Linked DNA regions of Mus musculus: all the other regions are linked to region 3. Evidence: chromatin loops called from intact Hi-C (ENCODE). Cell type or tissue: left cerebral cortex. All regions are shown on one strand. Each heading gives the region's core, and the rest is flanking DNA. Links, peaks and the distances in the headings are about the cores only.

Region 1 (6,335 bases), core at 1,336-6,335, 120 kb before region 3:
GTTGATCTCTTTCTATATGAGTACAAACTTCTCTCTCTCTCTCTCTCTCTCTCTCTCTCTCTCTCTCTCTCTCTGCTGAGCTACACCACCAATCCCAACTACTACTACTTCTTTGCCTTCACCAGCAATAACAATTTCACAAGAAGAACTTAAACTTTTTTTTTCTTCTGCGTGTAAGAATCACACTGAAGAACGATCCATTATTCATCCCTTCCTAGAATAAACCCGCATGGCCTAGGACTCCCTACATAATAAGTAGCAAGCCGGAAGCTGCATCCCTTTAGAGTGACGGCTTGTCTTTTATCAAGGCTACACCTCACATCCAGAAGATGCACTGTAGGTATCAGTGGGGCATCTACTGACAGGAAATATGTAAAGCACATAAGGAAAGCGACGGTGAGAGTCTGTCGGGCAAAGCTTTAGCAAACTCAGCAATCTTACAAATATTCCCCAGACTTGGAGTAATTCTGCAGTCTGCCACATAAAACAGGAAAGGCAGTGAAAATGGAAACTTTGAAAGATGTTTTTTCCTTTGAGTGCGCAGGAGCAGATCTTTACCTGACACAAAATCAAACCGCTGCCAGAGCTCATAGTCTCAAAAGCTCCTTGTAGCCCTAATTACTTTGTGATTTCCAGCTGCTGTGAAAAGGTGAGGGCTTTGCTTGCTGCCTTCTGGTGACTATTAATGGTTGACAAGAACTACTGGAGAGAAATCCCAGGATGAGTGAATTGTGGCAAGCACTCCACAAAGGAAAGAAAGAACAACACACTTGGAAATCCAACTTTGTCCTGTGTAGACAGCAGATACTGTGGTGGAATGTAGCTGCTGCCTCAGTAGCCTAAATTAAAATTTCAAAGAATGACGTCAAGGAGCAGAATCGAGGGGGTTCCTCCAGGTTCAGGATGTATGCAGATCTGCATCAATTCCAGAGAGAAACACAATATGCAGTTCTCACATAAAATACTCAAAAATACATGTTTATCAACAGAAAAACTCTCCTTATCCCAGGGTCACCACGAGTCTGTGCACAGGTATGAGGACTATGTCTGACTTAAACAGACTGAAGGTTCATGCTTCATTATCTTCAAACACATACACAGTCATCGTAACAGATGTGGCAATTTTAAGTCAGCTTCAAAGACATTCTTGAGAGAAAATCCAACAACCTTCATGAATGTTTGATAGCTTATTTTTTAATATTGATGTAATCCGTGTTACTCCCAGTGCCAAGAGCTATAGTGCATGTTGGGGATGCTGCTAGGTGTCTTTGATAAAAGTCCTGTGACATTACACAATCCAAATAATATACAAAAATATGGAAATAGTGTATCTCCCCAGGTGACACTTTAACAGACACCCAGCTGTTTCAGATGGCCTATCATTTAATACTTCCTGGCCAGGTCAGAATTCCTGCCGCTCCTTGGAAAGCAGCCAGGGTAAACTTACAGCCACTGACAAGTCCTCCACAAACAGGAAAGCAACATCATCAGCTTTAAATATGCCCACAGAGCTACAAAGGCTGAGACGGAGGGTCCAAGTTCAGCAGATTTCAGGACTTCAAAGGACTTACAGCTGCCAACAGACGGCTATGCAGGCAGCCAGGGGCAGGCTTGGCTTTGCACAAATATTTACCCAGATTTGCAACTCAACCACAAAGCTAATAGTCCCAAGCATATCTATCACCAGAGGTCCGGGACAGGGCACTACAGCACTCCACAGCACACAGGGGGAGAACCAGAAAGGTCACTGTTTTTGTACTTGTCTTGATGATGAGAGAGGGCCTAGCAAACTCTGAGACTTAAGAGTTTAGTTTTGGAAACTCTCTTGCCAGCCAGCTCGGTACACTACCATCACTTAGGTCAGAAGGAGGAAAAGAGTGTGTGTGTGTGTGTGTGTGTGTGTGTGTGTGTGTGTAGACAGACAGATGGACACAGAGAGAGACAGACAAACAGACGGACACACACACACACACACACACACACACAAAGGGAGCAGACAAAAGCCAAGCATATCCTGACCACACTTTGGCAGTGGGTGCACTGGAGTGGCTAAGCAGCTGCCATCACCATCCAGTGAGTGTGGGAAAAGTTCTATGTCCACGCATGTGCAGGGAAACATGGTATCCAGAGACTGCACAGACACCTGCTCATCTCCCTTCCACAGAATTAGGCAAATGGCAAAAATTAATGCAGTAACACTTCCCACATATTCTTTCTTTTGGTCTGAGGAAAGAAGGAACCTTATTCCCAGCATCTTTCCCTTAATACTGAGCACCCATTGTCCCTTGAGTCTCCTTCCTAAGAGGGAATCAAGCCAGCTGTTTCTCTGCCATCCAAGGCATTACCTACTGAGCCAAAAGTGGCTACACACAGGGAGGACAGAAAGAGAATCTGGGCATGGTGGTATAAGGTTATAACCGTAGCACTTGGGAAAATGAGGCAGGAGGTCCAACCGTTACCCAAAATAAATACAGACAAACAGAGCAGGAACTGAAGATGTCCGGAGAGCCACCACAGTGATGCTCCCTATCCTCGGTAACCACTGGGACTACCAGCCTAGTCCTCAAGGGACCTGGAAGTTCTCCTCAGCCAACCCAATGTGACAACAGTCTTCAAGATGCCAATAAAGCCCCCTAGCACAGATGACTCCCAAGTCCTTCTCAGCACACAGCTGCTCTGCAAAACCAAAGTGCCGTTTCGTTCTCCTGAAGTAGAACTGGGACACCTGTGCGGTTCCAAGGCTAACACAAAGCTCTCACCTAGGACCTGAGACACCATGAAGCAACCACTGTGCTGTGCAGAGCCACCCCATTCCCAGGAGAGTGGATCTCAGCATTAAGTCACACTGAGCAAGTACTGGGGGCCTCACCTGAGGCTGGCTGTACATAGGTCTAACAGTGCATACTGAGGTGAGGCCCAGCTTTTAGTGAAGATGTGCCATGTTCATTTCCTTGGGTCCTTCACGTTCTGTATGGAGAAGCACAGGGCAAAGCCACTAACTGGCCGCCTCCCTCATGCAGGCATCTCGGGTTTTCCTCAGAAAACCCATTATCCCTGATATTCTTCCCAACCTTCCCTTGCCGGTTTCCCACTTCTCAGTGCAGTTGTGCAATTGAAACAGATTTTTAGGCCTGGTCAGTATCCTTGAAGGAACAGGCAAAACCAAGGCAGAGAAATTTCCAGCAGACACCCCCACGATAACCTACACTTCCCACACTGCTCACAGAAGCTGTGCGATGGCCTCACTCAAATGGAGCAAGGAGAAGATGCACCTGTGTGTGCTCACAGGCTCCCAAACAGCATCAAATGAACAGACATATTCTGGGGAAAGGGAATCAGTCAGTCCAGGCCTAAGTACAGCCATGTACAGTGATTAGTCAAACTCCTCAATCAAACAGAGGAGCTTGTACAAATTCGCAAGCAGACTTGTCAGGAAACTGTTTAAAAGTTGTCAGCTAAAGAAAGTGGTGCTGGTGGGGTGCAGATGTGACGGCTAAAGACTTGCCAGAGTGGCAGAACTCAGAGTTCTGAGAGAGGATAATGAGGGAAAAATGTTCCGAGTGTGGGGGCAGACCTGCTGAAAAAGAAAGACTGTGTTTCATAAGATCCAACAACAGATGAGTCCCAGTAGCTTCCACCCCAATACCCAATAATGACTTCCTCAATTCCCCAGAGATTAGTAATCATCACCAGAAAGAACTGAACTCCTTCTTTGTTTAGACAAAACCCCTCCTTAGGAACTAGCAGTTTCTACAATGAACTCTGGAAACAGCATAGCATCAATGGCCTAGCCATGATCAAGAGCTGACATTCTTTAAAGAAAGAGGAAGGTACTGAGATTGGGCTATGGAAATGCACAGAGGTTAGGCTGACCCACAGGACCCTGAGAAAGCCACAGTGTGTCCACAACATTTGGTCAAAAAGCAGATTTTGCCACCTCTGACCCTGATGACTATCAGATGAAACTTCAGGGCAAAAATAAGATTCCAGGAAGAGACAGTGCAGTGCATGGTGCGCAGACATGAACACTAGTCATGGGGGGATGCTCATACGCTGAGCCCCAGTAACACAAGACATGAGCCCACAAGACAATCTGTAGGCATATATTTTTCTCAACCAACTTTAATAAGGGTTCAACCTCCACTCTAGCCCACCACCCACCAGAGGCAGTAGAAGAGAAAGGTTATTAGGGTACGGGGAAGCAGACCTGTTTAGAAATAGTTCTTTGGGGGAGATTTCAATCTTTGCTGTTCTTAGCCCAGTCCACTAGCAAACACCAAGCATGAATCAGCAGCTGCAGACCAGTCTACTTGGCAGACACCACACACAAATCAGCAAGGGCAGTTCAATCCAGAAGAAACCACAAGGTTTGACAACTGGCCCAAGTCCACGGAAATATCAAGAAGCCACAGGAACCTCACAAGAAGTTCTTTGGTGAGTGTTTCTCTCTGTGAAGTTACCATAGGCAGAGCTCAGCAATGCAATGCGAGATAAACCAATACATGCATGTCAGCAATGCTAGTAAGACAGACAGAGCAAAGCAAACCAATGTTTGAGCTCTCACTGACTATGGGGTCATATTTATATTCTTTCTAAACATCGCACATTCTTTTTTTTGTGTTTTGTTTTGTTTTGTTTTTCGAGACAGGGTTTCTCTGACTAGCCCTGGATGTCCTGGAACTCACTTTGTAGACCAGGCTGGCCTCGAACTCAGAAATCCACCTGCCTCTGCCTCCTGAGTGCTGGGATTAAAGGCGTGCGTCACCACACCCAGCTAACATCGCACTTTCATTCACATGTCTGCTATAGCAAAACATCCTTTCACCTGTGTGCCCCAGCAAAACATCATTTGGCATAACTGACTTTCCAAAGAAACCAGACGTTTCCACCTCACAGTCCGCATCTTGTCTTTATTAAGTGGTTTAATGTGAAACTGACAGCCTTATAGGAAATACGGGTATGATGGCATGGTTCTAATGAGATGAGGTGAAGGAAAACACACCTGGGGCCGGTAAAATTGTGAAGGAAATTAAAAAAAAAAAAAACAGTTCAAAGAACTATCAGAGAACCCTACTGTTCACTTCCTGAAAAGGATCTTCAAAGAAAAGAAAGTGAGAATTAAAGACAACTAATATAAGTAAAGTAACAGTCTCCCCTCGAAGCAACACGGAGTGATAGGAATGATTGGCGTTCACATGTGACCTGAGAGGTGGACACAGAGCTAAGCTAAATGACCCAAACTTTGCCATTCAGGATGCAAGAAGCCCCCTACCTTTCCATGGGAAAGCACCCATGAATCTACAGCAACGCATAGCTGTTTAAATGATTGACAAGATAGCTTCACGGGTCAGCAGAATGCCTATGGTGCTAATATTAGTGAAGTTCAGGCCAGACCCAATCACATCTGTCTACTTCCTATTAGACTACTTCCTTGATGCCGCTGAATCTATTCACTTATCAGACTCAAAACTTTGGGCTCGACCACCATAAGCTCTTCCCAAGCTGCTAGTTAACATGAGGGCACTGATCTGCCACACAGGCACACAGCACACATTTCCACACCCTGCCTACTTAGAAACCAAATTTCCCCTCAGGTCTGAGATGGCCATACAATCCCCTTAGGGATAGAGACAGCCCCAGGTCAGATCCTCAGAACATTCTGACCCTTAGCTTTTCCTTCCAAAATTATAATCTGACCCTGACTATTCACATCTGCTTACAGTTTCCCCTATGTACCCCTGCTGGAAAAAAAAAAAAGTGAATTAAGCATTTAATGCCTTTGCTTCTTTCCTGTTACGTGACAAACACTTCTTCTGAACCCAAAACTCCACTGACCCTCTGTTGAGCTCAGTAAAAACTTTATCAATGCAGTCAGTCTTCAGGATCTATGGGGGACTGATCCCAGGATCCCACAGGTACCACCACCTAGGTAGCTGCTCAAATTGCTGGTGTCAAGATGGTGCAAACTTTTCACAGAATTTATCCACACAAACTCTGCCATGCACTGTATTGGTGGTGCTGGGAGTCATGCCAGGCAAGCATTGACTCCTCCTGCACCCATTATATCCGGTCTACATTACATAATACCTAACAGAACCATTAAAATGTGATGGGTACAGCTGCCATGTTACATTGTTTAAGTAAGAACAAAGAGACAGAAAGGTCTGTATACTTTTTAAAAATGCAATTTTTAGGGTTTGTTTTCATTTTTTTATTTACTTTTCCAGAATATTTCTGACTTGGGGTTGAATTCACAGATGCAAAATTTATACATTACAGGGTTGGCTGTATTGACTACTCAAGCATGTTATATATTTTTTTAAAAAACACTTTTA
Region 2 (6,335 bases), core at 1,336-6,335, 77 kb after region 3:
AATATTCCTACCCAGCTACGGTGCTAATGAACCATGGTGACCTGCATGGTATGGTAACTCTAAGGGTGTAGAAATGGCATAAAAGGTGCAGTAGTGGCACGCACACCTCGATAGCAACCAACAGCTCTCTAGTTGGACTTAAGACCTCCCCTCAACAAGAGAGAAACTCTACCTGCTGCTGGACACTAGCAAACTACTCAGTGCAAGTGAGTAATGGATCTTGGAGGAGAACCTATGACTACTTTACTAAACCAACACTCTGCCCCCGGCTGACAGGATGACACTCTCACCCATGTTCTTTCACTGTGTGCCTTAATTCCGATCCCTCCTTTTTTCTCTTATGATTTTCATTAAATTATACTAATTTATTAATATATGTAATTATTAAAAAGCATACCCTAATTTATCAATGTGTTTAATTATTTTAAAATATTTATTTATTTTATTATTTTATGTGTATGCGTGCTTTGTGTTTTATGTGCATGTATGTCTGTGCATCTCATGTGTGCCTGGTGCCCTTGGAGGTCAGAAGAGGGTGCCAGATCCCCTGAGAATAGTGTTACAAACAGTTGTGTGTTGCCATCGGGGTGCAGGGAATCAAATCCTGATCCTCTGGAAGAGCAGCTAGTGCTCCTAACACAGCCACCTCTCCAGCCCTCTTTACAAATTTTTGATTTTTCCACACTTCTCTTTTTCTTTTCTTTTCTTTTTTTTAAGATTTATTTATTCTTATACATAAGTACACTGTAGCTTTTTTCAGACACACCAGAAGAGGGCATCAGATCTTATTACAGATGGTTGTGAGCCACCATGCGGTTGCTGGGATTTGGACCCAGGATCTTCGGAAGAGCTTACCTGCTGAGCCATCTCGCCAGCCCCTCTTGTTTGCTGTTGATTTTAGTGCTCTATTTTTCTGGTGCTGAAATTTACTATTGTTACTGTTCCTTGCCACCCTCCTTCTAAGCATCCAGCTCAATACTTTTAGGAGCTACACCCTCTGCTGGTTGGAAAAAAAAAATCTGATCTTACTGAGTTTACAAGTGTAACCTGCTGGGCTGGAGAGATAGCTCAGCAGTTAAGAGCACTGATTGTTCTTCCAGAGGTCCTGAGTTCAATTCCCAGCAACCACATGGTGGCTCACAACCACCTTTAATGGGATCTGATGCCTTCTTCTGGTGTGTCTGAAGACAGTGATAGTATACTCATATATATAAAATAAATAATAGTGATAGTGTACTCATTTATATAAAATAAATAAATAAATCGTTAAAAAAAAAAGTGTAACCTGCAAAAAATCTTGGCAAAGCCACTATGGAGGAGAACAAACTTCATCCAAGCATTGGCTACACACACATATCTCCAATCTGGGAAAGTGATTTTTGTGCCACACCTTATTTACAGCCAGCAGCTGGACAAGAGCAACATCCTAGGAGGATAGGCCGAGGGATCAAGCTGAGTGTGGGTAGCCCAGGCCTGGCTGACTGGCTGGTGTTGCGAGACACAGCTGAGCAGACTTCACAGCTGTCTAGGAAGACCTAGGCTTCCTGCGGTTCTGGGTCCTCTTTCTCTCAGCATGCTGTCTGCCCCATTCCTCAGCATGCTTTATCCGGGTTCGCAGAGTGAGTAGTCCACAGGTACAGGAACGTCAACCCTGGACACCCTGGTAAGGAGCAGTAGAGGGACCCCCAGTGGTACTGCTGTTCCCTTCCTCTGCTGGGTCCCAGCTGTGATCTCTCATGGAGCGGCCACAGCTCAGACTAGTTGGCACTTCTGGCTGCCTGCCCGCTCCTCTTGCCCTGTCAGTCAGCATCATGGAAATCTCTTTTAGTAGATTTTCCTGAGCAAAAACCTTTTGCAGAGACAAACGGAGTGCTTGGCGGGGGAAGAATGAATACAGGAGACAGGGGTAAATTAATATTTAATAACCTTTGTCTATTAACAAAATAACATTTTAAGAAACCTGACAGATAAAGACACTGTGATAAATATGGCTCTAACGCCGCTCGCTATCAGTGGTGCCCCGTACAGGCTCAACTCGGAACTGCTGTCTACAGACCCGTGATTTTGATAGAGATGATTTCAGTATAGACGGTATGAAGCAGAGTTGGAGGTCGCTGAGAAACTCGCTGGGAGCATGGCTGAGGGTCTCAAAGAGACTCAGCACCTTAGCATTAGCCACATAGGCCACTTTTGTAATTCTCAACTTATATCTTTAAGGCTTGACTAAAATTTTCTCGAAAAGGAGCGTGTCGTTGACGAGTCCGGCGACTTCTCGGGCTGCTGGAGACAGGCCACCGCAGGCTTACCTGGTTCGGTCGCCTGCGAAGCCAGTACCACTACGAGACCAAAGCATCGTGGAGCCTCTGCTGCTGCCCCTATTCTTGTTGCTTGCCCTGTGCTGGGAGGAGAGCGGCCACAGCGCTGTGCCCGCGGACTGCAAGCCTGTTGGCTATGCCTGGGTTGACAGTGCCAAGGGCTGAGTGGTGTACAGCAAGCAGCCTAGAGCTCTCTCTCGGAGGTCCTGCCCCTGACACTCTGCCCAACTGCACGATCACCCTGACTCTGAACAACGAGATAATCAAGATGAAGTATGTTCATTTTCTGGACTAAGTCTCTTTGAAAGACTTTCGTGGTCAGTGCTGCTGCCAAAGGCAAGACCGAATTCTGAGATCCGCGCTGATGCCTCAGGCTATGTTGATGTCGATGGTCTGTACCTCAGACTCTTGTTGTTCATGATCCAGCCTGCTATCAGAAACCATGTTGAAGTTTGTGATTCCAGCTGCTGCCGGCTGCTATAACACTGTAAGTACACTGTAGCTATCTTCAGTAACCCCAGAAGAGGGCATCAGATCTCATTACAGTTAGTTGTGAACCACCATGTGATTGCTGGGACTTGAACTCAGGTCCTTTGGAAGAGCAGTCAGTGCTCTTAATCACTGAGCCATATCGCCAGCCCTACTTATTTTTTATGTTTATGAATACACTGTGGCTGTGAGCCTTCATGTGGTTATGGGGAATTGAATTTAGGACCTCTGCTCACTCCGGTCAACCCCGCTCGCTCAGTCCCTGCTCACTTATTTATTACTATATTAAATATAATATAATTATATATTATTATTATTATAAATAAGTACACTGTAGCTGTCTTCAGAGCACCAGAAAAGGGCATCAGACTCCATTGAGATGGTTGTGAGCCACCATGTGGTTGCTGGAATTTGAACTCAGGACCTTTGGAAGAGCAGTCAGTGCTCTTACCCAACTGAGCTATCTTGCCAGCCTGTTAACTTAAAACAACTTCTCCACATGAAAATCAAATGGTCTAGAGCGCACTTCATGTCAGAGCCATGCCTAGGAAGGACAGAGTCCTGTGTATGGGTATGCTTTAAATACGGGACCACATGGCACTAGTGTATACACACACACAGAGAATTAAAATAAAATTGAAAATACATAGTCGTTTGTTCAATATTCATTAAAATATGTTTTTGCTTTTAAAAATTGTTAATTCATATATACTAATTATTGGTCAATCAACTTGCAACTTTTTCTTAATGTTAATAGTAGCTTTTTCACTGTTTTGATGGTCTCGTGTTTTGCAGAAGTGTTATCATACTGTCTGCAGATAAAAATGATATACCTTTTCTATTCTTATGCTATTTATTCAGGGAGAATTAGCTAAAACCTTTAATATAACACTGATAGAATAGGGCCACATGCCAACTTCTAATTCACAAATAGTCACCGGGGTTAAAATGATCACCTTCCTCCATCCTGACCACAGTTCTGTGCTGTGTAGATAAAGATGGTCCCACTCAACAGGTGGAGAAAAACCGGTAGTGTTTCTGCGACCTCTCCTGGCGAAAAGTCTTTGTGCATTTGTCGCCAGGGAATGAAAATGTGCCTAGTAGGCGTGGCACGCCACCTTGTGGAAGGAAGAATACAGTGCCGCTCACCTGCGTCTCCTGCCTTAATTACCTTGGTCATTTCAAAGCTGTCAGCCAGGGTGGAAAAGTATCCGGGAAACAGGAACCCAGCGTTCATGGGAGAACTTTCTAGCGTCTTCTGTCTGTCTTCGTTAGGGTTACTATTGCCGCGACAAAACATCACGACCAAAAGTAAGTTGGAGAATAAAGGGTTTGTTGGGCTTATTCTTCATTGTCGCTGTTCATCATCAAATTCAGGACAGGAACTTAAAACAGAACAGGGACCTGGAAGCGGGAACTGATGCAGAGGCCGTGAGTATTACTGCTTATTGGCTTGCTCCTCATGGCTTGTTCAGCCTGGTTTCTTATAGAACCCAGGACCACCAGTACAGAGATAGTACCACCCACAATGGGCGGGGCCCTTCCCTATCAATAAATAACTAATTGAGAAAATGTCCTAAGGTCCTCGCCGCCTGGTCTTCTGGAAGTATTTTCTCAATTGAAGTTTCCTTCTTACAGATGACTCTAGTTGTGTTGAGATGACATAAAGCTAGCACCACATAGTGCAATGGAACATTGGCCTTCAAATGCCCAGCTAAAAGTTCTCTCTCTAGCTGTGTCATGGTGGAATGAACTCAATATCCGATCCCATATGTGTTATGATCATCTAGTAGGAACTTCCTTGTTTGTGGGGGTGGTTGGGGGCACTAAGAAGAAACGCTTGGCCTGGCACAGTGGTGTGTTCATCTTTAGTCTCTGCATTCCAGGAGGAGAAGGGGGGGGGGGGGGCGCAGAAAGATCTTGGGAATTGAAGGCAGGGCCCTGGTTTGCATAAAGAGTTTCAGGTCAGCCATAGTAAGGCCCTGTCTTCAAAACAGAAACACAAACAGAAACAAACTCCCCCTGTTCCAGAGTGTCCTTTTCAGTAAGGGACACCACAGATGGACTTGTTGTTTCCGATGCAGACATCACAACGGGCACTGGGTACCAATTGTAAGGTCAAACTTCATCACACCAAGAGAACGTTCATGGGAAATTTAGAAACCTAACAACAGGGTACTGTAGACAGACCCAGAGAATATCCCCAGAAGTTAGTTTTATCCCACTATAACTGGAAGCATTAATATAGAAATGTAAAGCCCACAAAACTAATAGCTTTAGATGCAACATTTTGAAAGCCACATTAATATAATTTATAACAATGTAACTAGAAATGAACAAGTTAATAAATTGTCACATTCTGCCTAGAGACATAACTATATACACATACCACATATCTCTCTGTATAAAGACACTAAAATGTTCCCATTGCTGAAGGCACTGCTCCATCTATTATAAGTATAAGGGATTACTACATCACAGATCTGTCAGGGTGCAAACAGACACCAGCCTACTGAAGCCTTTCACTAAAATCAAGGCTATATACCACCACAGAAAGCAGAACTGACTTCAGTCTGGTTGGCCTCATGGTTATCTATACAAGAAATCACTCAATTCCTCTGCACCATGCATGCCTAGATGGTGCCATGTTCCCACCTTGATGATAATGGACTGAACCTCTGAAGCTGTAAACCAGCCCCAATTAAATGTTGTCCTTATAAGAGTTGCCTTGGTCATGGTGTCTGTTCACAACAGTGAAACCCTAACTAAGGGACCTTCTTTACATGTGGCACAGAGCTCAGTATAGTTCTGTGAGATATAGATAGAAAGATAGATAGATGAAAGAAAGAGAGAAGGAGATAGATAGATAGATAGATAGATAGATAGATAGATAGATAGAGATATGTGTGTATGTGTGTTGTTGTTTTTGTTTTTCATCTGAGGATCCAGGGGAACCTAGGTGAGGGTTGGGAAGCAAAAATTACATGCGACATTGGAACATGGAATTTGGGGGAACCTGAATCTGTGTTCCCAGGCCAGTGTCCTTCAAAATGGCTCCAGAGTAAGCCATCTCTTGTTTCCTTTGAGATAACAGTTGTGGTCATTTGCCTTGAAATTTTTTCTGCCCTAGGTGGCGCTCAGGAATTACCCTCTTGAGCCTCATCTGCAATGTGGGGGCTGGTGGGCCTGCTCCAGCGGCTGGAGCTGTGCCTGCTCATAGTCCTGCTCCATCCACCTCTGTTGCCCCATCTGAGGAGAAGAAAGTGGAAGCAAAGAAGGAAGAGTCTGAGGAGTCGGAAGATGACATGGGCTTTGGTCTTTTTGAATAAACTGCTCTGTTGATATGTCCAATAAAGAGCTGAACCTGTAAAACTAAAAAAAAAAAAAAAAATTACAGAATTACCCTCTTTTTATCGGAGGAGTCACCTGAATCACCTGACTGGAATGCAGATACGTGCATTAACCTGTGTGTCCACACTCTACCATTATTTTCTCAGGTGGGCTGTTGGTGAGTTTGATAAGTTGATTAGT
Region 3 (8,085 bases), core at 1,196-6,195:
AAAATATATACATTATATATGACTAAGGGTAAGCCATCAAACATTGGCTCCTTAAGGATATTTCTAGTGCTAAGGCATGGCATTTTGCTGGCCAGAAATTGATTCGTTCAACCTACAGAGAAAACAGCTCGAATAACGTAAACAGAATACCAGAAAATTAGCCCCACCATACCACAAAGTGCTTAGTGCACAGAAAGCTTGGCTGGGTGTTTTCTGTTTGTTTGGTTTGTTTTGATTTTTAAATCCCAGCTCTTCTCCTTCTTTGTTTCTTCTGCTTCATGGGGTTTTTCATAGATTAAACATGGTTTGCCTGCCCACATTTTCCCCATAAGGTGGGAGCTCATCATGTCTCGTGTCACCTAGCAACCGAAGCAAGATATTACTATTACCTGGCTACCCAGTTCTTTATACAGGATCTACCCTGTTTTATTAAGCAGAAGAAATAGGAGAAAAGAAGTTGCAACACTAACAATGTTGATATGTTTGCTCCCTAGTCATCTTATATAGGACAGGATAAGTGTAAAAAAACTAATGTCAGTCATTATCTAACCATCCCAGAGGAAAAACAACAGGTACATGAAGTAGCTCCCTTAAGCCTTTAAACACTTTTAAGTTCAACTGTTCATTTTATGTGTGTGGATGTTTTGTGTGCATATATGTGCACTACATGCATACAGTGCTTGCTGAGACCAGAAGGGCATTAGATTCCCCTGAGACTGGAGTTTCAGATGGTTGTAAGCTATGATGTAGGGGCTGGAAATCCAACCCAGGACTTCTGGAAGAGCAGCCAGTGCTCTTAGTGACTGAGTCAGCCCTCGTTTTTTTGGTTTGGGGTTTTGGCTTATTTGTGGTTTGTTTGTGTGTTGTTTGTTTGTTTGTTCGTCAGGTTCTCACTATGTAGCTTTGTGTGACCTGGAGCTCACTCTGCAGATGAGGTTGGCCTTGAACTCACAGAGATTCACTTGCCTCTACCTCCAAGTTCAGGGAGTAAAGCTATGTGTTATGAGCCCAGCCCTTTGAACACTTATGAGTCAAAAGTCTTGTGATCCAATAGTTAAACTCCAACTATTGCAAAATCTATCTTTTTCAGAGAGAGGTTTATGTAGCCCTGGCTGGCCTTGAACTCCAGGTTCTGTAATATTTCATCTCAAATATTTCTTTTGAAAGCACAGAAAAACTGAGAAAGACACCCAGCAATGACCTCTGGCCTCTGAACAGAACACACACACATAGAAAAACATTCACTACACACACACACACACACACACACACACACACCATCTCCTAAACTGAGTTTTTTGGAACTAGTAAATCATTTCTGACTGTCTTGTCTACTAGTCCAATGTCACAGTCTCTCTTCCATCCCTCATTTCTCCCACCTGGTCTTCTCACAGCTAGAAGTCACTCAGACCTCCTACTCTTTCTGGGACCCTTTCATCACCCCTCCCCCTTGACTTTGGACAGCCACTGCTGATAGTGAAGAATAGTCCACACCTATCAGCAAGGGCCCTCAACTCTATCCTTCCAACATCCCAGGGACAACATTTCCCCACAGAAACACCACGGCTGTCCCCACCTGAGGGATCACAAGAATCTTGTCTCAGACTCTCACAACCTATTAAGAACAAAGAATCCTACATATCCCTTAGATGCCCAACACCCACAACACAATAAATACTTAATATGACTTGAAATAGTAAATGTTTCATTCCTATGGAAAAATTAATAATTCAGCCAGTCAAACAGTTACCTGTGTATTTCCCAACAGGCAACTTGACCATTGCCCAGGGTGTGCAAGATGAAAGAAACATGGCTAGCTTTACAAACAAAATCGGCAAAGCAAGAGGTCAACATGGTCATGCTCTCTGCTCTGGAAGTAGGCACACTTCTATATTCTACATATGTTACTGCCATTTTTCTTTTCTTTCACAACTAATGATGTTTGTCTGCAGAGTACAAAGACAACCTGGTTTTCCCTTACAATAGTAAATCACCAACTGTCAGTCAGAAATGATGCTTAAAACACTTAAGTGTGAAGTTACAGAGGATTTCCCCTCTTGTCAGCTTTACAAGATAAACAGGTGCCCAATTTCCACTAATGTTGTTTGATTTTTCAATGAGTTCGACCAACTGGAAGAACACTTACAGCTGTTGAACTCAGCATCTCCTATCCCTGTACCAGATTGCCAACCATCCCCCAAAGTCTCCTTAAAGGGGCAATCTTGTGTTATATTTTCCAACACAGACTAAAAACAAAACAAAACAAAACAACGGTGTAACCATTTTGCCCTTTCTTAATTTCAGCGAAAAATGGAGGGTGACCCACGAGCATTCAGCGACATATGCAGACAAAGCCACCTTCTCCTCTCGCTTGTTCTGAAGTCACAGAAGGCAGGCCACTGAACAGACAACAGACGGGGAAATACCAAAGGGAACACATTCCACTCTCATACAAAGGAAATATCCTCAGGTGCTAGAACGAAACTTCAGCGTGGGCTGTTGTCAAACACAGAGGGTAAAACAACCTACAAAACGCCCTTCCACTTCTGACCTATTATGGAGGAATGCGGTTTAATGGAGACAATGTTCTCCATGAGGAAAACAGAGAAATAGAGGCTACTTCGACCCCAGGCCCAGTGAAGCCCGGGCTCCTCACTGGAGCACATCCAGCTAGGTAGGGGTAGAGAGCCAGAGGGAGTTCTGACTCCAGGAGCGAGTCTAGGCTTAGGTGTTTTAAGGAGCCGAGCACCGGAGCCACTCCATCGCCCCCACCTTAGCCCATGAGCCTGGCCGACCCAAACACGGCTGCACGCGCGACTCGGAGATCCCGCAAGAACACAGAAGGTCCACGGCCCGGCTGCGGCTCCCGCGTGTACCAGATCGCTCAACTCTTCCCACACTCCCCAAAGTTCCGTGGGCAACCCTCCGGGACAGGCCTGCTCCGGGAGAGGCCTGGAGCTGGATTGCCAGGGCCCGCGGACGGTCGGGCAAAGGCGCCCCGCCAGGCAACGCCGCGCCTCCCGCGTGCCGCACTCTGCCTCGCCCCGTGCGGGCTCTGGGCACCCGGCCGTCCACTCCTAAGCCCGGAGGACCCAGACAGTGTCCAGGGACCGTGAGGGTGGCGATCGCGGCCCAGCCGGAGCGCGCCGAGAACTTTACGGCCGCGGGTCCGGGCCGGGGGCGCCGGCGAGGCCGTCGGCTGCGGCACTTTCCCTTTCCCCGCCTCCCGGTCTCCCTCCTCCGTCTCCAGGAAGCGCCATATTGATCCCCGCGCCTTTCCCCCGTCCGCTCCCCGCCGCGCGCCCCAGGCCACTCACCTTGGCCACGGCCTTCCGGTAGCGGGTCACCGCCTGCTGGATGAGGCTGAAAACTTTCATGCGGCCATCTCCGCACGGCACGACCACCCGGGTCCTCCCGAAGCACACGGTCACTTTCATGCCGCCGTCCCTCGCTGTCCGTGGCCGGAGCGGCGCTGGGCCGGGAGACTGTACGCAGGGCGCGGTGGGGCCGCTGCGCCGGCGCGCCGGCGGCTAGAGGCGCGAGCAGGCGGCCGCACAGAGCTGCCCGGCTACCATGTCCAGCCCGGCCGCCTTCGCCTGGCCTTGCCTGTCCCCGCCCGGGCGCCTGCAGCCTCCGGCCACCTGTTCGGCGTCTCGGCGTCTTGGCGCGCTCGGCGGCGGCCCGGGGCCGTGTGGCGCTCGCGCTCAGTCGGGACTCCGAGGAGGGGACGGCGAGGCAGGGAGGAGGAGCAGCGACGGGCTGGGCGCACAGCACCGCGCGCAGGCGGCAGGAGGAGGCGCAGGGCGGGGCGCCCCGAGGCCTCCGCCGCTGCCCGGCCGCTCGGTTCACCGCACGGCGAAGCGCGTCGCAGCCCGCGGCGCTGTGCTCGGGCCAGCGCGGGGCAGGGCGCGTCCTCCTCCAGCCCACTTGCCGTAGGCTGCAGTGGGAGGCCCACTCCGGGACGCCCCACCCACGCCCCCAGAGGGCTCCAGCGAGGTCCTCTTCCTTTCTTTGTGACTTTTAATCCCCTTCCTGGGAGAAAGCAGTTTAAGCTCGGAGACGCCTTTAGAGCCCGAGAGCCACCGAGTCGCGCTGGCGAAGATAGGAAGCTCCAGGTCAGGCAAAGCAGGGTTTCTATCCTAAGTGCCTGGCTCCGGTGCAAGGCCGGGCGGCGCTGTTCTGTAGCAGAGATTAATTGGCTGCTCCCGAGAGAGGTTGAAGACGCGTGGACGCCCTGGTACTTCCTCTTGAGGCCACTATTTACCTTAAAGTTTCTTGGTGACCCACTTGTTTAAATAAGCAGGACTTAACACCGCAGTTCAAATACATCTGTTTCTTGAAAATTCCTCAATCTAAGCAACCTAAAACCCTCTGAAAAAAAACACAGTACGAACGCTCGGAGGGAAGGCTGTTCTAGATAGGCTATTCCCTCGCTGCTAAGGCTGCCTCAAAACTCAGGCACTGACACACCCCCAACTCCACAGGGAGTGGGTGATAAGCAAACTCTAAGGTGTTTAATAACAAAGTGGACCAAGTCTAGAGAAGTGACTGAAGCTGCTTTCTGACTTACTTAGAAAATGTGATCCTTAAATAAATGTTGTCTTCAAAGAATGGCAAACTTCAAGAGAGTCGCTGTTGACCTGAGTTTGTCCCACACAATACAGTAAGTTCAGTTTGACAGTTAATTTGCATGATATTTTAAGCCTATTAAAACTCCTGTGGTCCCCAGAATTTGAGCATCTACAGCTGGTGCTGAGGGCTCTCCATCCATCCCTCCTTTCTTTTAAAAATAATAAGCAAAACAAAGAAATCCCTTGGCTTTTTAGACTCCTGCACAGTCTCCTTGGCCATGCGGCTCTAGGTCAGAGGAAACATCACATTTTCTCCCTTCTGACTGCTCTCAGTCCATCCGATGATCACTGGTCCCAGCAAATGTATCGTCCTTTCAGGGGTCCGTCAAGAATTCACCCTCCCAAAGTCCACAAGAGAACTCTTGCGTGCACATAGCCATGGGAAAGACTCTTATTATCTCTACATGGCTATATCTATCATTCAACTTGTCTACCAGTGCCTGTGCTGGTCGCACTATGTCGGTGAGTCCTGCTGAGGTTTTCTTGTTTGGGATCTTAGCAATACTTGTGTCCATGGGCCACCAAGATGGCTCAGCCTGCCAGGTGCCGACCACCAAGACTACCTGAATTCTAACCCCAGATCCTACATGGTGAGAAAAGAGAACAGCCCCCAACAATTTTCCACTGACCTTCACACACACACATACACACAGAGAGAAAGAGAGAGAGAGAGAGCCATTAAATAAAATATAAATAAAAACAACACTTGCACCCACAATAATTATGGGTAATTAAAGGTAGTGTTTCTGTTTTTGACACATGGGAGGAGTATAAAGTTGCTAGTGGACTTTGTCCAAAAAAACAAAAAGGCACTGATTTAGGTTAAGTTCTAGGTTTGAACAATAGTACTTTCAACTATGATGTTAACTCTCTCCCCAGCCTTGTCTTTGCCAGCTGAGGAAAGAAATTGGTGAGATGCATCTCATAAATTGTAAGGATCAAACAAAATTGTATATGAAAAATCTTAATGCTATATTATATATGCTATGTTATATGACATGTATGACATATTATATATATATGTATATATATATGTGTGTGTATATATAATATGTGTATATATATATATACACTAGTATGTGAGAGCCTGTAACATAGCAGAGTCTAGTGGCCATGGTATATAGTATGCTAACAAAGCCTGGGCAGGACATCAAATGATTGGAGAGCAGTAAGCAAAGATATCTCAAAGAAGCTGAAGATATAACTAGACAAGGACTGGAATATACTAAGTAGAATGCTTGTCTAATATGTTCAAACCCCTGAGTTTGATCTCTAGCACTCCATAAAAACTTCACATCTGTAACCCCAACACATAGCAAGTAATTTGCAGAAACATGGCAAGTTAAAGAACAGCCTGGACTACATAAGACCATGTACTGTTGTTAATAATAATAATAATAAAGATTAAGACTTTATCTGGCTAGCTGAATAGAAATATGATCATTAATCTTGTGCATCATAGTTGAAGATGCCCCAAGCTTTGATAAGCAACTAAAAAGATGTCAATCAAATGTCTTCTCTCTTAGAAGCATACCACCTCCCTCCCTAGTACAGCCATACACCATCAACTTGAGGTCCTGAAACATGGTAACATCTTAAGGTGGAATCATATACTAGCTTTCCCATAGCTCACCTGTATAGTTCTGTGACATCCTCATAGCTTTGCTGGTAAGCAGCCTCAGTACCTACAGATGGAACTGAATTCTCATGAATTAGGCACAGCCTTGGAGTCTTGAGATAGCTTACCATGCAGATCCTAAAAACAGCCAAATTGAGTGCTTGTATTGAGTTGTTTTTTTTTTTTTTTCTTTTAGATATAGTTTCTCAGGTCCCAGACTGGCCTTTAACTCATTATGTACTTAAAGACGATCCTGAACTTATGAATCTCTTCCTCTACCTCCAGAGTGCTGGATTACAAGCATGGGCCACCGTCCTTGGTTTAGGAAATGCTGGTGGTATAATCTGAGGCTTTATACATTCTGACCAAGCATTCTAACAACTCAGATATACCATTAGTCCCTACTCTTTACACACATATATATGCAATGAATCTCTATATTAAAATTCATTAAAATTAATACTTCATAATTACTTAGATGCCAGACCCTTTGCTGTCTTGAAAAACTTCACAAAATTCTATGACAAATAATTAATTTATTTCTGCCACTATATTCCTTAAATAACATCTAACTATAAAGATGGATCATAGCCAGACCTCCTTCAGGTCAATAAAATATTCAGCTTAGCAAATAGCTTCTCGTCTGAGGTAAGCATTAAAGCAAAACCTGATCTCTTTGAGAAGCAAAATTATGAAAGTCAGGGGTCAAATGTTGTTGTGTAAATATCTTATAATTTGTTTACTTTCTTAAAGTCTAGAGTTTCTAGTTAAAAAAATAATCACGGCCTTTGTCTGTATTTCTGTTTCACAGCTAATTGATTCAATTGGTTATGAATACCCCAGAGAGTTCTGAGAATTAATTAGGGTTTATCTGGGCTTTGTGCCTATGCTTGGGTGGGTGCATGTGACCACACAGAATATAACTTCAATTTTATCCAGCTACACTCACACACTCCATATGTGTCAGAAAGTCATTGTACCAAACAGCTCACCCTGAGAAAGTTAATAATTGAAAATGAAGGAGATAGGATCTGAGAAGATGGCTCTATTCAATCCCCAGAAACCTAGGGTGGGGTTGAGAGGGACAAAAACAAAAACAAAAACAAAAGCCAGATTTGGTGGTATTACTTGTAAACACAGTGCCTAACCTCAGTGTGGAGAGGAAGAGACAGGTGGACCCCTGGGGCTCACTGATCTACTTGGAGAGTGCATATATAATATACATACACACATATACATATATGACCATCAACTGAGGAATGACATTGAGGGCTGTCCTCTGGCCTTCACATACATACACACATGCATGAATACACACAAAGAATAATAACAACATGTGAAAGGCATATACATACATGAATAAAAGAATAAAAACTTGTGAAAGGTTTTTGAAATGTAGTCATCCTGTGAAGATTATTATCACCAGCATTTCACACATATGCACTGCTTACTCTTTGATTACACAGCCAAGAAACGTTTACACCACCATATGTCTTCCTTCATGAATTAGGACATTCAGATCTGTCACACTCATTCAAGAGAAGTCCAATCTGGTAAAGATTTCAGAAATGAATGGGTGGAAGCTGAAATATGCTCACGTGCTACATAGTAGCAACCATGGAGATACCAAAGAAACTACTCAGTCCCTCTGACACAGAAGAAAACAGGCCTTCTAATTCCATCCCAGTGAAACACACTGTACATTTTTATGTACACAAGTAACAATAGTTAACATTTTATGTATCACAAGTAACTAATGGCCACAAATGAAATTAATGATAACAATGTAATGTATTTAACCAACAGTATAGCAATGAGGAAGGGTCTTGCTTAATA

The links. Hi-C counts contacts between places; a loop is a spot of excess contacts. Peaks named below come from ENCODE experiments on the same cell type or tissue, not always from the same donor. Only the 100,000 strongest peaks of a DNase experiment are listed, where the experiment ranks them.
Region 1: it touches region 3 in a loop (2.9-fold over the local background); 9 of 42 quality-filtered maps call a loop at or near these places.
Region 2: it touches region 3 in a loop (3-fold over the local background); 12 of 42 quality-filtered maps call a loop at or near these places.

The regions. Positions count from the first base shown.
Region 1 is chr8:127,179,447-127,185,781 of GRCm38, reverse strand. All of the region lies in intron 2 of Pard3 (par-3 family cell polarity regulator), which reads right to left. Among named protein-coding and RNA genes, the nearest start is that of Pard3, 120 kb to the right of the region's middle. In left cerebral cortex, for the core only: no CTCF peak of the experiment used is centred there; a DNase peak (open chromatin) is centred at 3,499.
Region 2 is chr8:126,984,225-126,990,559 of GRCm38, reverse strand. No RefSeq gene overlaps it. Among named protein-coding and RNA genes, the nearest start is that of Gm29688, 8.0 kb to the right of the region's middle. In left cerebral cortex, for the core only: CTCF peaks have their summits at 2,030 and 3,885 (motif pointing left); a DNase peak (open chromatin) is centred at 3,880.
Region 3 is chr8:127,059,706-127,067,790 of GRCm38, reverse strand. It overlaps Pard3 (par-3 family cell polarity regulator), which reads right to left and starts at 3,735. Exons shown (of 25, transcript NM_001309391.1): 1 at 3,318-3,735. The coding sequence starts at 3,437. In left cerebral cortex, for the core only: a CTCF peak has its summit at 3,789; DNase peaks (open chromatin) are centred at 2,932, 3,323, 3,784 and 4,096; H3K4me3 peaks cover 2,227 bases; H3K27ac peaks cover 1,614 bases.